Linked DNA regions of Homo sapiens: region 2 is linked to region 1. Evidence: read pairs that join two places in POLR2A ChIA-PET (ENCODE). Cell type or tissue: A673. All regions are shown on one strand.

What was found. Peaks named below come from ENCODE experiments on the same cell type or tissue, not always from the same donor. Only the 100,000 strongest peaks of a DNase experiment are listed, where the experiment ranks them.
Region 2: POLR2A ChIA-PET joins it to region 1 with 10 read pairs; 3 of 35 experiments call an interaction of 5 or more read pairs at or near these places.

The regions. Positions count from the first base shown.
Region 1 is chr17:1,665,442-1,667,941 of GRCh38, forward strand. All of the region lies in intron 24 of PRPF8 (pre-mRNA processing factor 8), which reads right to left. Among named protein-coding and RNA genes, the nearest start is that of RILP, 17 kb to the left of the region's middle. In A673, no CTCF peak of the experiment used is centred here; no DNase peak of the experiment used is centred here.
Region 2 is chr17:1,462,232-1,464,731 of GRCh38, forward strand. MYO1C (myosin IC) reads right to left here. Exons shown (of 32, transcript NM_001080779.2): 32 at 1,955-2,500. Among named protein-coding and RNA genes, the nearest start is that of CRK, 7.2 kb to the left of the region's middle. RefSeq lists enhancers at 765-844, 974-1,793. In A673, no CTCF peak of the experiment used is centred here; DNase peaks (open chromatin) are centred at 690 and 1,170; H3K4me3 peaks cover 959 bases; H3K27ac peaks cover 2,402 bases.

The DNA.
Region 1 (2,500 bases):
GCAGGAGAATGACACAAACCCAGGAGGCGGAAGTTGCAGTGAGCCAAGATTGCGCCACTGCACTCCAGCCTGGGCGACAGAGCAAGACTCCGTCTCAAACAAAAAAAAACGAGAAAGGTCAGCTGGGCACGGTGGCTCACGCCTGTAATCCCAGCACTTTGGGAGGACGAGGCAGGTGGATCACGAGGTCAAGAGTTCAAGACCAGCCTGGCCAAGATGGTGAAACCCTGTCTCTACTAAAAACACACAAAAAAATTAGCCGGGTGCGGTGGCAGGCATCTGTAATCCTAGCTACTCGGGAGACTGAGGCAGGAGAATCGCTTGAACTCAGAGGGCGGAGGTTGCAGTGAGCTGAGATCGCGCCACTGCACTCCAGCCTGGGTGAGAGAGTGAGACTCCATCTCAAAAAAAAAAAAAAAGAAAAAGAGAAAGGTCCAGGCCAGGTGCGGTGGCTCACACCTATAATCCCAACACTTTGGGAGGCCGAGGCAAGCTGATCAGGTGGTGGTCAGGAGATCGAGACCATCCTCGCAAACACGGTGAAACCGCGTCGTAGTAAAAATACAAAAAAAAATATTAGCCGGGTGTGGTGGTGGGCACCTGTAGTCCCAGCTACTTGGGAGCTGAAGCAGGAGAATGGCGTGAACCCGGGAGACGGAGCTTGCAGTGAGCAGAGATCGCGCCACTGCACTCCAACCTGAGTGACAGGGCGAGACTCTGTCTCAAAAAAAAAAAAAGAGAAAGGTCCAAAATTGATAATCTAACCTTTTACCTTAACAAACTAGCAAAGGGATGGCAATGATAAGAGAAGAAATCAATGCAACAAGGCCAGGCGTGGTGGCTCACACCTACAATCCCAGCACTTTGGGAGCCCAGGGGGGTGGATTACCTGAGCTCAGGAATTCAAGACCAGCCTGGGCAACATGGCGAAACTGTCTGTATCCAAAATACAAAGAAAAATCAGCCAGGCATGGTGGCATGTGCCTGTGGTCCCAGCTACTTGGGAGGCTAAGGTGGGAGGGTCTCCTGAGCCTGGGAGGCAGAGGTTACAGTGAGCTGAGACTGCGACACTGCACACCAACCTGGGTCATAGAGACCCCATCTCAAAAAAAAAAAAAATCAATGCAACAAAAAAGAGAAAAACGATAAAAATTAATGAAACCAAAGCTGTTTCTTTGAAAAGCTGAATAAAACAAGATAGCAAACCACAAAATACCAAATGATATAGTCAAGACTTTAAGGCAAAAAATGTCTTCTGAACAATTATTGAGGTGAAAGAGTGCGTTGGCTGGAGTTACTATAGTAATCTGCCTTGAGCAAATGGTATTCAGACAAGCAAGGAGAAAAGACTGCAGGTGAGATAACAGCTCAAACCCTACTATGAAAGCTAGACTGAGCATCTCGCATGTCCACAGGATGAGACAACCAGGCAGATCTACAGAAAGGAGGGGGGCCGGGTGCGGTGGCTCATGCCTGTAATCCCAGCACTTTGGGAGGCCGAGGCGGTTGGATCATGAGGTCAGGAGTTTGAGACCAGCCTGACCAACATGGTGAAACCCTGTCTCTACTAAAAATACAAAAATTAGCCGGGCATGGTGGCAGGCACCTGTAATCCCAGCTACTCAGGAGGCTGAGGCAGGAGAATTACTTAAACCCGGGAGGCGGGGGTCGCAGTGAGCTGAAATTGTGCCACTGCACTCCAGCCTGGGCAATAGAGCAAGACTCCCTCTCAAAAAAAAAAAGGAGGGCCAGGGGCCAGGATAGGCTAGATACTGGGGTAAAGGCAAGTGGATGATTCCCATTAGGTTTAGTAAATTCTTGGACTGCACTTGGAATTGCTGATGTGTGTAATGGAACACAGTATTTCTGTTGTAGTTAACAGTGCTCTATCCCTGAAGGGGAGGAGGCATAAATTCCTGAGGAGCCCAGTGTTCCTTTACTAAATAGCAGAAATTCCTGGGGGATAAGGGGAGGCAAGAAGGAAAATAATATTTACTCAGGTCTACGTGTACTAGGTACCATGGTAAGAAATTTATATATGTTATACCTCTTATGTCTTCATAAAAAACAAGTTATAGAACTTGCCCATGACATAGCTTTTTTTTTTTTTTTTTTTTTTTGAGATGGAGTCTCACTTTGTCACCCAGGCTGGAGTGCAGTGGCGCAATCTCAGCTCACCGCAACCTCCACCTCCGGGGCTCAAGTGGTTCTCCTGCTTCAGTCTCCAGAGTAGCTGGGACTACAGACATGTGCCACCACGCCTGGCTAATTTTTGTATTTTTAGTAGAGATGGGGTTTCACCATATTGGCCAGGCTGGTCCTGAACTCCTGACCTCGTGATCCACCTACCTCGGCCTCCCAAAGTGCTGGGATTACAGGCGTGAGCCACCGCACCCGGCCTATTTATTTATTTTTAAATATAAACAGGATCTTGCTATGTTGCCTAAGCTGGTCTCAAATTCCTGGGCTCAAGCAGTCCTCCCACCTCGGCTTCCAAAAG
Region 2 (2,500 bases), 200 kb before region 1:
CCAAAGCGCCGGGTTGAATGAAGGAAGGATGAATGGAGAACTGGCGGAAGCTCTTGTCTAGAGCCAGCATTAGCTTTTCCCATAATTGGCAGATATTTCCTGGAGGTCACTGGACTTCCCTCAGGATGTGAGCTGAGGGCACAAACCAGTCCTGGTTACCTCTCAAAAGGTCAGAGTAGGCTGGGCACGGTGGCTCACGCCTGTCATCCCACCACTTTGGAGTGACCACTTTGAGATCGTGCCATTGCACTCCAGCCTGGGCGACAGACTCTGTCACAAAAAAACAAACAAACAAACAAAAAAAGGCGGACGTCTGGGTAATGTCTGTGATGTCATTCTCGCGTGCATTCTGGTTTGCTAGAGAAAGGAATGTCGACACAGTTATAAAGCATGTAATTGCACTTAATACCTATCTTATCTATCAGCTTCTTGGAGGCATCGTTACTGCTGATAAAGTGGACGAATAATTGTGGTTTCATTTTTCCTCGGGAAAATTAATCATGGAGAGAGGTGTCAAAATGTAGGTGTGCGTACAGGATCGTGTCAAGCCCAAAACACCACGTTGCGTGGTATCTCCTTGTTTGAGAATCTCTGCCCCAGGTTTCAAATCTAAGCTCCTCAGGCAGCTGGCCTGACCCCGGGCCAAACCTGTTCTTGCCTCTAAGCTCCACATGCACCGTTCCCTCCACCCACAGCGCGCCGCCCTCTTGGAAAAACTCACAGCCATCTGCTGACGACGAGCTCCGTGGTTGCAGCTTGAAGCACTTTCTTTTTTTTTTTTGCTCTGTCGCCCAGGCTGGAGGGCAGTGGCATAATCTCGGCTCACTGTAACCTTCGCCTCCGGGGTTCAAGGGATTCTCCTGCCTCAGCCTTCCGAGTAGCTGGGATTACAGGCACACGCCACCCTGCCTGGCTAATTTTTGTATTTTTAGTAGAGATGGGGTTTCACCGTGTTGGCCAGGCTGGTCTTGAACTCCTGACCTCAGGTGATCCACCTGCCTCAGCCTCCCAAAGTGCTGGGACTACAGGCGTGAGCCACCGCGCCCGGCCCACTCATTCTCTTTCTTGTGGAGGCGACACTGATTTCATTTTGGCGAGTCATCTCCTCCCACTCTTGGTTCTGTGGTTTCCGGTGTGGGTTCCGGTGTGCCCCTGGTAGCTCTGTCTCCAGGGGCAGGCACTCGATCCAGGCCTGACCAATCAGAATCTATTCCTCTCCCTGGCTACAGTGATTGGGTCAGGGTGGATGCCTCATTCAAGGTGCTGCACTGAGAATCCGCTCTGAGACTTCCACATTTTGGGAAAGAGGCACTTCCTCTTTCTGCCTCCAATGCTGAACTGACAGAATGAAAGCCTGGAGCTGTGGGTGGCTGTTGCTGCCACCCCACCTCCAGGTGAGAATCTGCTTGGGAAAGAAGCCACTGTAGAGGAAGGTTCAGCCAGGCGATGGTTCCAGACACATTCCTGACAGTGTGTGAGCACCTGGAAGTAGCCTTACTCTGGGACTAAGGTGCTAATGCTTATAAATATCCTTTTTTTGGCCCAAGCCAGTTTGGACTGGGTTTGTCACTTGCAACAGAATTTGAACGAGAGGTGTCCGGGCACGGTGGCTCATGCCTGTCACCCCAGCACTTTGGGAGGCCGAGGTGGGAGGCATCACCCAAGGTCAGGAGTTCGAGACCAGCCTGGCCAACACGGTGAAACCCAATCTCTACTAAAAATACAAAAATTAGCCAGGCGTGGTGGCGCATGATGTAGTCCCAGCTACTCAGGAGGTTGAGGCAGGAGAATCACTTGAACCTGGGAGGTGGAGGTCGCAGTGAGCCAAGATCACACCACTACACTCCAGCCTGGGTGACAAGAACGAGACTGTCTCGAGAAAAACCTGCAACACGAGGCCCTTGGTTGCCTTCCGGGGCCCTCTTCGTTTCCTAATATTCATAAGGAGACCACATTGGCAAACACGTATTGCTTTATTTAGTGTTTCTCTGGATTGCAGAAGTGTCAGCAGTGGGCTGAGACCCCCAGAAGGGCATAGAGGCAGCTGGGCAGCCCCCAGGCCCTTGAGGGTAGGAGCAGGGAGAAGCAGCAGAAGGAGGTGATGCCCCTGCCGCTCCTCCCAAGGCCAGCCCCGTCCCCACGCTCCCATGCCAGGGAGGGGTCAGGGGCCAGAAAAGGCCCTACATCCTTGAGTGGGGCCCGAGTGTGCGGGCAAGCTGTCTGTCATCCCAAGGCCTGGACTCTGGCAGAGGCGCTTTTCCCACCTGGTGGCTCCCAGGGCCGATTGCTGGTCAAGGAGCCAGATATACTCTTAAGACATGATGTGGGTTTTATGGGGCTCCCTGGCTCTGGGAGTGGCAGTGAGGCACGCTGAGGAAGGGCTGCCATCTTGGTTTTGTGGCAACCTGCCGTATGACCGTGGGCAAGTGCCTTCTCCTGTTTGGGCATCTGTCTTCTGCTCTGTAACATCAAGGGGCTGGGCTGGATGATCTCTCAGCGT